2 separate regions of the Homo sapiens genome follow, and region 2 is linked to region 1. A link is an interaction called in ENCODE POLR2A ChIA-PET data of the cell type or tissue named here. Cell type or tissue: B cell. All regions are shown on one strand. Links, peaks and the distances in the headings refer to the core of each region. The heading gives the core; the rest is flanking DNA.

What was found. Peaks named below come from ENCODE experiments on the same cell type or tissue, not always from the same donor. Only the 100,000 strongest peaks of a DNase experiment are listed, where the experiment ranks them.
Region 2: POLR2A ChIA-PET joins it to region 1 with 5 read pairs; 1 of 35 experiments calls an interaction of 5 or more read pairs at or near these places.

The regions. Positions count from the first base shown.
Region 1 is chr2:231,718,691-231,724,068 of GRCh38, forward strand. No RefSeq gene overlaps it. Among named protein-coding and RNA genes, the nearest start is that of MIR1244-1, 8.1 kb to the left of the region's middle. RefSeq lists an enhancer at 2,186-2,265. In B cell, for the core only: no CTCF peak of the experiment used is centred there; DNase peaks (open chromatin) are centred at 2,461 and 3,139.
Region 2 is chr2:233,097,347-233,102,724 of GRCh38, forward strand. The region is part of intron 2 of INPP5D (inositol polyphosphate-5-phosphatase D); the gene reads left to right. Among named protein-coding and RNA genes, the nearest start is that of INPP5D, 40 kb to the left of the region's middle. In B cell, for the core only: no CTCF peak of the experiment used is centred there; DNase peaks (open chromatin) are centred at 1,437 and 3,275; H3K4me3 peaks cover 1,526 bases; H3K27ac peaks cover 4,687 bases.

The DNA.
Region 1 (5,378 bases), core at 53-5,052:
TTCTAATATACAAAGGGTACTGAGTTTCCGAGAGGAAAGTTTAGCATGCAGTTCGCTCTCAATTTATTTGACCTGGATTTTTTCACAGAGCGCTATTAATATATTGAAGGACATTAGTGTCCAGTAAAAGCTGATCTTGCACAAGGACCCTCACCAGGGCTCGGGAAATGTTTGCTGAACTAAGCAGATGATGGAGAAGGATTCCTTTGAGAATTTGTTCCACAGTCTGGCTCTTGGAACCCCACATGGGCCTCATCCTCCTATGGCTGCAGGCAGCCTGGGCCCTGTGCTGACAGCGCTCCGTGTCAGTGTCAGCCCAGCACGGGAGACAGGCATGCCCTTGGCTGAGGAGGTAACTGGCATTTCTAGGTGGGGGGACAGTAAAACGTGGAAACTGGCATAAACCTTTCTGGAAAACATTTTGATCCTGTATATCAAGATCCAAAAAATATGCGCACATACTTTTGACCTAGAAGTTCCACTGCCAGGAAATCTGCTGAGGAAAGGCCGGGCAAGGTGGCTCACGCCTGTAATCCCAGCACTTTGGGAGGCTGAAGCGGGCAGATCACTTGAGGTCAGGAGTTCAAGACCAGCCTGGCCAACATGGTGAAACCCCATCTCTACTAAAAATACAAACATTAGCTGGGCATGGCGCGCGCCTGTAATCTCAGCTACTCTGGAGGCTGAGGCAGGAGAATCGCTTGAATCTGGGAGGTGGAGGTTGCAGTGAACCGAGATTGGGCCACTGCACTTCAGCCTGGGAGACAGAGTAGACTCCGTCTCAAAAAAAAAAAAAAAAAAAAAGAACTGCTGAGGGAGGCACTAGACCTGAAGGTGTCCATAACAGCATTATTATTATTATTATTATTATTATTATTATTATTTTATTGAGATAGGGTCTGGCTCTGTTGCCAGGCTGGAGTGCAGTGGCATGATCTGGGCCCACTGTAGCCTTGACCTCTTGGGCTCAGCCATCCTCCCCCCTCAGCCTCCAGAGTAGCTGGGATTACAGGTGTGAGCCACTGTGCCTGGCCTGACATTATTGATTGATAAGAGTAAAAAATTAGAGACAAGCCAAATGCTCGATCATCAGGAAGCAGGCAAGTCACTTACAGTATAACCACTTGGTAGATATCACAATGTTTACGAGAAATTTTCAAAATTGTTTTTAAATTTATAAAAGCATTCCAGGCCCACTGCATGACCTTCACGCTAGACAAAAATACTATGTGAGGAATACAGTGAGACCCCCGCTCAACCCCTTGTCTGGTCCAGTAGCCCTCTGTTAACTGTTAATGTGAAGCATGTGCCCTTCCCTCCAGAACTACAAGTAGTTTTGAATAATGTAGAGAAGAGCCTGTTTTAAAATGTCAAGAGAAAAAAAGTTGATACAGAATTGTGTCTACAGTATAATCTAATGATCAAGAAAAAAAAAGTCACGAATGAAGTTCACCAAAATGTCACTTCTTGGTGGTGGAATTATTTTTTCTTTAAGGTTGTTTTGTAAATTTTCCACACATAGATTTCAGCAGGGAAATAAATTAACAATCAATAAAAAGAAAGAAAGAAAACAAAGAAAAAAAGGCAAAACAGCAATCTGCACATCCGTTAGGTCTCTTTCAGTTGCAAGTGACAGAAACCTAACACAAACTGGTTTATGAAAAAAGGAAGTTTGTTGTCACTAGGATGTTCTGAGATAGCATGGCTTCAGGTACAGCAGGATTCAGGTCCTTAAACCATGTCATCAGGAACCCGTCTCCCTCCCGCCCTCCGTCAGCTCTGTTTTCTTTGGCATTGGTTTTGTTTTCTGGCCGTTTCACAGCTATAATACTATTGAATATGGTGACTACTGTTCGCAGCTTCTTCACCTAGCTTGGTGGTGGGAGTGGGAGGGCTGAAAAGGTAGTATGTTAACAGGACTGTTAGTTTTCTAATGAAACTCTTGAGAAAGCAGTGTGACAGACATCATGAGCCCTGTGGGAAGCCAGCAGCCCCTCATTCCCCATTCCTAGTTCAGTTGGGATTGGGCTGTGCTCTGCAGGTTCTCCTCATGGGGCCTGCTGGGACCCGCCATCTCTGAGGGGGAACCAGTCTTTTTCCCCATGGTTCCAGCCTAAGTCCTGCAGAAGGCTGTCACTGGTGAGATCTGGTCATGTGGCCCCACCCACAAGTCAGACCCACAGAGGCACTTGGACAGAGGGTGAGAATGGGGTAGGAGATCTTCCATTATGAAAAGTCAGTGTTATGAATAGGAGGGAGGCTGGGCAGGAGAAAGCAACTGATGTCTGCCACATCCAGTCAGTGGGTACTTGAGGAATTTCAATACAATTCAAAATGGAATCAGGGTGACCTGGGCCTGCTCTTGGGCAGGTGGACCTGGAGTATGACTGCACCCAGTGGTAGTGGAACCACATGTCAATATTGCCCTTGTTATTGCCCCTGAGTACTTCTTTCACTTCCCCTCATAGCTCTTCCACCACTAGGGCTAGGCAGGGAGCTTGAGTCTCATTCTCTGAGGGAAGGACGCAGCCTGGGCCAAGAAGACACTGCTCAGCTTGAGTTTCAAAGTGACTCTCTTTACTCATAGCAAGATGAGAAATCAAGCTCTCAAGAGTAGAAAAGGGCTAATGTGTTTTTATGTATCATGGACCAAAGTTCAGAGACGTGACCACAGTGGGAGAGAACAGTGAGAAAGGGCCCTGCTGACTACACAGGGAGGCGTCAAGCCCTTCAGGGCTGACTGGAGTGGGGCTTGGATCAGGAGAGAGAGAGACGATTTAGACATAAGTGACCTCATGGGCTGGCAGCTAGTGCCACACAGTGCCCCAAAGACCACACAGGTCCTTCAGTGGATGCCAACATAGAATGCCTGTGTCTTGGGGTGCCAAGCCACCAGCATCTGAGGAACTATACGCTCATCCCTGCTCTCTGGGTCCTTTCCAAGCAGAGGAAAGACGGTGCTGTCTGAGGGGTGTGGCTGCTTGAGACCTTGTCACATAGCTGGCCACCAGTCTTACTCACCACTCCTCCTTTCTGGTGCTCTCAAGGTCACTCCAGCCAAAAAATGGCCATCTGCTCTCCAGGTCAAAGTGGTGCATGGAAGGGATCAGATGACATCCCAGCCAAGGACTTCTAAGGGAACAGGCAGCAGCAGAGGATGGCGTATCCTCCACAGCTGTCATGCCCAGCCTTGTCCTGAAGATGCTGGGAGCAGGACAGGCCCGGCTCTGACCCTACTTGAGGGAGGCTTTAGGCAAGAAACTTCCCCTATGAGGCTTTGGGTTCCTCATGACTGGAACGGAGCTCACCAGCTCTGCTCCTCTCCAGGTGAGGACAAACACAGGCCCCCCCCAACTGTCACTGTTCATTATGATTAGTGACTGCAGGTTACAGGGATTTTGGCAACCCTTCTACAGGCAGGATGGGTCAGGGTTCTCAGGTGACACAGTGTGACAGGGACCGGTGCAGCTCCAGCTGTTTATGGCATAGGAGGCTCATATAGCAGAGGACTCAGCCACTGGAAGAGCTGAGGGGTCTGTGGGGGGACTCAGGAGGTAGGAGGGGGGGAATGTGAGGGGGACTGCGGGGTGAGACTAAGGGGTGACTCAGTCAGCTCAGGCTGCTGTAACAAAATACCTTCAACTGGGTGGCTTATAAACAGTAAATATTGGCTGGGCACGGTGGCTCACACCTGTAATCCCAGCACTTTGGGAGGCCGAGGCAGGCAGATCACCTGAGGTCAGGAGTTCGAGATCAGCCTGGCCAACATGGTGAAACCCTGTCTCTACTAAAAATACAAAAATTAGTTGGGCATGGTGGCAGATGCCTGGAATCCCAGCTACTCGGAAGGCTGAGGCAGGAGAATCACTTGAACCCAGGAGGCTGAGGTTGCAGCAAGCCGAGATTGCACCATTGGACTCCAGCCTGGGCAATGAGCGAAACTCCATCTCAAAACAACAACAACAACAACAACAACAACCCAGCAAATATTTATTTCTCACAGTTTTGGAGTTTGGGAAATCCATGATCAAAGGTGCTGGCTGTCTACGAAAACAAAAACAAAACAAAAGCGTGCTGGCACACTTGCCGTTGGGTGAAGGCTGCTTACTGGCCCATGGATGATGCCTCTTTGCTGCGTCCTCACATGGTGGAAAGGGGGAGGGTGCTCTCTGGTGTCTCTTTTTATAAGGGCACTAATCCCATTCATGAAGCCTCCACCTCCATGGCCTAATCACCTCCCAAAGGCCCCACCTCCTAACACTGTCTCCTTGGGGAGACATAGGAATTTTGGGCGGGGACACCAACATTCAGACTATAGCAGGGGGATACAGAGAAGGGACTGAGGGGACTGGAGGGGGGACTGGGAGGAGAGACTGAGGTAGGACTGCCCAGGGCCTACCAAAATAACAAACTGGTTGGGCACGGTGGGCTCATGCCTGTAATCCCAGCACCTTGGGAGGCCAAGGTGGGGGCACTGCTTGAGCCCAGGAGTTTGAGACCAGTCTGGGCAACATAGTGCAACCCGACTCTTACAAACATTTAAAAAATTAAAGAGAAATCAAAAACAGCAACTTAACTTTTACCGGTAGCCTCTTGTGCAATGACATGTTTTTGATGTGGCCGTCCCAGTGGCTTTTTGCCTTCTCAGGTAAGAGGCCAAGGAGATGCCTGTGTGCAGAGGCATGGTTTTCCTTAGAATATCACTGTGTATCTCCTCCAGAAATACCATTAAATCCACAATTGAGGTTCTAGAATTTGGTGCTATAACATCATTTGTAGCCTACAAATGTTTGAGGATCACTCTGGTTGTCAAATTATTTTAGTATCATAAAACGTCTACTTTTTTTTTTTTGAGATGGAGTCTCCCTCTGTCGCCCAGGCTGGAGTACAATGGCGCAATCTTGGCTCACTGCAGCCTCCCCTTCCCAGGTTCAAGCGATTCTCCTGCCTCAGCCTCCTGAGTAGTAGCTGGGATTACAGGCGTGTGCAACCATGCCCGGCTAGTTTTTGTATTTTTAGTAGAGACAGGGCTTGACTATGTTGGTGAGGCTGGTCTTGAACTCCTGACCTCATGATCCGCCTGCCTCGGCCTCCCAAAGTGCTGGGATTACAGGCATGAGCCACTGTGCCTGGCTGAAAATGTCTATTTTTAAGTAAGTCTGCTTTTACTTTCTTGGAATCCTCCAAGAAAAACGTTATAATCTTAGCCTAATTTTACCAAATGAATATTATTCAAATTTTTCAATATCTGTTAAATTATATTCAGCTTGTTGCTGAATATAAGCCAATTAAAAGTTAGTATATACCTGCCAGAGGAGATTATTTAGATTCTAAACCTGACTGAGGGCTAGACCTCAAGTAAACAATATGCATGGCCA
Region 2 (5,378 bases), core at 232-5,231, 1.4 Mb after region 1:
AGCTTGTCAAGTTCTCTGAAAAAATCCCAGTTAGAATTTTGTGCAATTACATGTAATTAATAGGTTAATTTATAAATAACTTATGTTCTTATAACATCAAGTCCTTCAATTTGAGATCATGGTTTCTCTCTCCATTTATTCAGCTTTTCTTTTATATCTTTTTTCTGCTTTCTCCATATAGTTCTTAAACCTGCTCTGTTACTGAGTGTGATGTAGCTTTAATTACCTTTGCAAACAGAATCTTCCTTTTCCATCATGACATTTTCTGGTTAGGTTTTGTGGGTATCTAGGAAAGTGATAGTTTCGGTAGGGTACTCTTAAATATCTGTCTGAATTCTCTTATTCATTTTAATAGTTTCTGAATTTATTCTTTTGGCTTCCCTAGGTAAATGATCTTGTTTTGTGCAAATAATGGCAGACAGTCTGTTCCTTCCAATGCAACTCATTTAGGGACAGGGGAGTTGTTCTGATCTGTTTTGTGCTGGCTGGGACCCGCCGTGCAATGCTGCAGATCAGTGGCATGGTGCTTTTGGTTGTCTCATTTCTTTTTTTTTTTTTGAGACAGAGTCTCACTCTGTCGCCTAGGCTGGAGTGCAGTGGCGCGATCTCGGTCACTGCAACCTGCACCTCCCAGGTTCGAGCAATTCTCCCACCTCAGCCTCCTGAGTAGCTGGGATGACAGGCATGCGCCACCATGCCTGGCTAAATTTTGTATTTTAAGTAGATTTAAAATACAGGGTTTCACCATGTTGGCCAGGCTGATTTCGAACTCGTGACCTTAAGTGATCCACCTGCCTCAGCCTCCCAAAGTGCTGGGATCACAGGGATGAGCCACTGCACCCGGCCTTGGTTGTCTCACTTCCGATTTCCAAGGATGTTTCTGCTCCAGGAGGAGGATGCAAGTCAAAGACAAGGAGTGCAACAGGAGTGCTGGGAGATGGGCACTCACCGAATGGTGCCCAAATGGGACCAGCACCGTGGATAGGAGCTGGAAAACTTAGCCAGTGGTGAGCCACAGGGTCTTCTGAGCCAGCTCAACCCACTGCGAGGCTCCTCTTTGGTGAGACGTGGTGCTGGAGGCGTGGTCAGGGCCAGACACCAGGAAACTCTCAGGCCACAACCTGTATATCTCTAGATAGTTCTGGTCTTCTTTAACGTGTTCCTTGAATAGAGCAGAAATCGGCCTCCTATAAAATCCACTCCTGGATCCCGGTTCTCCCCTCAGGAGATACATGGAAGCCTCAACTGTTTGAAAAACCAGGCAGGTCTCTCTTGAGGTTTCTTCAGGCCAAACCCTCTGGGTTACTTCAGCCATTCCGCACGCCCCTCTTAACCCCAGGCCATCCCAGATCCACCTCCCATGACACACTCAACCTGGTGCCTGTCCTTCCTAATGGGGGTCTCAGAACCCAAGGCCTGCAGAGTGGACTGACCCTCCCACCGGGCGCCCCTCCACGAGTGCAGTCTCACAGACAGTGGCACCAGGGGGCGCCCATTCAGCGATCCAGCTTCACAATGTATTTGCCATCGACTAAAATGCCATCGTCTTTTTCACATGTGCTCCTGCTAAGCTAGATTTGGAACTTTATTTTTATTTATTTATTTATTTATTTATTTATTTTTGAGACAGAGTCTCACTCTGTCGTCCAGGCTGGAGGGCAGTGGTGCGATCTTGGCTCACTGCAACGTCCGCCTCCTTGTTCAAGCAATTCTTCTGCCTCAGCCTCCGGAGTAGTTGGGATTATAAGTGTGCGTCACCATGTCTGGCTAATTTTTGTATTTATAGTAGAGGCGAGGTTTTGCTATGTTGGCCAGGCTGGTCTCGAACTCCTGACCTCAGGTGATTCACCCACCTTGGCCTCCCAAAGTGCTGGGATCACACGTGTGAGCCACCGTGCCCAGCCGAGACTTGGAACTTTAGATTGTTTTGTCCTAAACTTCCCATGGCTACACCAGCCCGTTACTCCAGACCATTGAGGTCAGCTTCATCCTGGCTCTAGCACCTGGCATGTGTGCCATCCTCCTAGCTGGATGGCAGCCCCACATTGGAAGGCCTGCCTCCTGGATCCTTATCTGAATTGCTGATGTGAATGAAAGGAGGAACCAACAGCACAGACGCCTATGTCTGGACTGACACTGGTGTGGCCTCAGCCAGGCCCATCTCTCTCCCTGTGCTCTTCAACAACAACAAAATCACAAATGAACCCCATAAAATGCTTTATGGAAACCTATAGATATCAGATTAAAGATCACAATCTGGTGGCCCCTATGTTGGATTTAGTGTTCTGTTCACCCAACCCATATTTTTAAAAATTATGAACCAGTTACAAGCATTTTTAAAAATTCAGAGATTTCTACATAATAATCTGGATTTTCAGCTTTCCTTGAAAAATCTGAAGATCTGATACCCTTGATTATTCCACAGTGATGTAGCTGGGGTGGGGCGTGTATTAGTCTGTTTTCACGCAGCTGATAAAGACATACCTAAGACTGGGCAACTTACAAAAGAAAGAGGTTTAATGGACTCACAGTTCCACGTGGCTGGGGAGGCCTTACAATCATGGCGGAAGGTGAAGGGCACATCTCATGTGGCAGACAAGAGAAGAATGAGCTTGTGCAGTCAAACTCCCATTTCTAAAGCCATCAGATCTCATGAGACCCATTCACTATCACGAGAACAGAGCCGCCATAATTCAATCACCTCCCACCGGGTTCCTCCCACGACACGTGGGAATTGTGGGAGTTACAATTCAAGATGAGATTTGGGTGGGGACACAGTCAAACCATATCAGAGTGGAAGCATTCCCTTTCAATGGGGCAGTTCTCTTTGATGTGTCACCATCCCCACCTCGCCCTGTCGCCTCACTCGCAGCCTGTTCCACTCATTTACATCACCCGCCTGACTGCTGTAGGCCACTGAGCTATGATATTCATCAGACGCAACTAATTACCCAACTTGTGAGGCCAGCAACCACACACTGGTAAACAGGTTTAGTTGACTTGGTGTGTTCCCAGTGACCTCCTGCTGGTTCCCAGGCCCAGCACCTGCTTTGCCTCTCCTCACAGATCATGCTGTTAGTAATCTCATCTAGCCTCTTGCCTGGGGTGGACGTCAAGCTCACTACACTGTAAACTCCAAAACAGCCCACGTTACTCCCGGTGACAATCAGAATTCCCCCTGGCCTGCCCTCAGGTGTCCTGGCTCTCTCCTCTCAGCATCCCCCATGGACTCATGGGCACCCCCGGTTGAGCTCGCTCACCCAGAGCTCTCTCTCTTCCCTGGGATGAGGCTTGGTTCTACGGAAGCTGGGGTCGTCACAGCCTGTTTTCTGCCTTGGGGTTTGGTCCCAGTTCCTCAGAGCAGTGACTTTCAGTTCCTTTGCAGGTGTGACCTGTCTGCTCCTGTTAGAGCCTCCTTTCCCCAGAGGGCAGGGTGGGCCCCACTGGGGAGCTGGAGGGCTCACTTTTGTCACTGCACTTGCCACCCAGAACACTGTTACTGTCCCTTTCTGGCATTTCTTGGTTTCAGACAATCTCACCTACCCCTCAAAGAAGGCGGAAGCTTCCTGTCGTGGTCTGGCCCTTTGCCATCTTTCAGTGTTCCTCACTGAACGGTAATCCCCTCCGTGTGCCCCCAACGAGTCATTCACCATCTTGTGCTAACTGCATTTCTTCCTGATCCAAACTTGCTTTCTGGAGATGGGGGCCATGCAGAAGGGAAGGCGGGTGTATCAGGAGGTCTGGTCTCTGGGGACTGAAGGGATGATTTTGCCAAAAGGGTCAATGTCACTGGACCACATGCCATGGTAAACCTTGGACAACCAGTTCTCCAGGGAAGAAAACAAGCCCGTGATTTGTAGTGTTTGCCTATTTCTACCGTGGAGACACTCTAACCACAGCTCCCACCAGAGTGGCTGCATTCACAACCAGCTCTTGGGGTTCCTGGAAAACTGGGATTTGAGCCTGTAGGAGCCAGTGCCAGCACCCCATGGGCATGTGTGTTATCAGCTCACATCTGCCAAGTCCTGGCGAGGTCTGCCTGCCTCTAGGACTGTAGACGTCTTTATTAGAGACTCCTGTCACACCTGTTAGGAGTCAGACAGATTAATAATCACTTCTTTTTATTTAGAGCTCTTTTAATCCCCAAACTCTTATTTATAAGTTATTTTATAAATTAATAATGATATATCATATATTATATTATAATTAATAATGACATATATGTCATATAACATTATTAAAATCAATTAATTATTAAATAATTATAATATATAATTATATATTATATTATTATTAAATATATAACATATAATAGATATTATATATTACATATTATATAAGTAGTAATTGCATATTATATAAATAATATATATTATATATAATATAAATATATTTATTTATTATAAATTATATTTATTTATATTATATTTATAATTACATTATATTATATTAACTTATTTATAAGTTAATCAGTTTTACCTCTTCCTTGTGATCAGGTTTGGGAAGGATGTTTTTTCTACCTGCCTGGTCTGCTTCCTTGACTGTGTGATCAGGGTCAAACTGCCCATTCTTCTGAGCTTCAGTTTATTTATCTGAGAAATGGGAGTTGCTGGTCCATTAGCACAGTTAGCAGAGCAGGTGCTGCATGATGACCGTGGCTCTCACTGACTGGGAGCCACGCCCCGGGCTCTGTTAGTTCGTTAAACCACTTGGGCAAGTAGGTCTTGAAATCTTCATTCACGGCCAAGGAAACTGGTTTGGTCTCAGAGAGTTAGATACTGTACTCTAGATCGCACAACCAGTTGGTCGTGGAGCTAAGATTGACATTCGTAGCTGACATGGTGTTTTAAAACTTAGTCACAAACATTAAAAAATCGGAGATTTCATCTAGGAATCTGGACTTTTACCTTCTGAAAAATTTAAAATTCTAGCACCCAAGGCCTGTGTTACCCCATGATGCTGTAACTGGAGCTAACTGGAAGCTGCTGCCTTTGAAGGGGTGTTTCCCCCATGGGCCCCAGTCCCCGCCTCTCCCTAGTGTCCCACACCTCGCCTGCTTCACTCACACCAAGTTTCACATTTCGTGATTTTCCCCATGGGCCAGAATGAGAGGAAGAAACTGAGGCACAGAATGTTTTGGCAATTAATTCAGCTCAAATCAGAGAAGCCACAGCAGAGCTAAGAACCGGTCTTTCATAGTCAGGCTATGTGATCAAAACCACAGCGCCTCGGTGGCTCACGCCTGTAATCCCAGCACTTTGAGAGGCCGAGGCGGGCAGATCACAAGGTCAGGAGATCGAGACCATCCTGGCTAACACAGTGAAACCCCGTCTCTACTAAAAATGCAAAAAAAATTAGCTGGACGTGGTGGCGGGCGC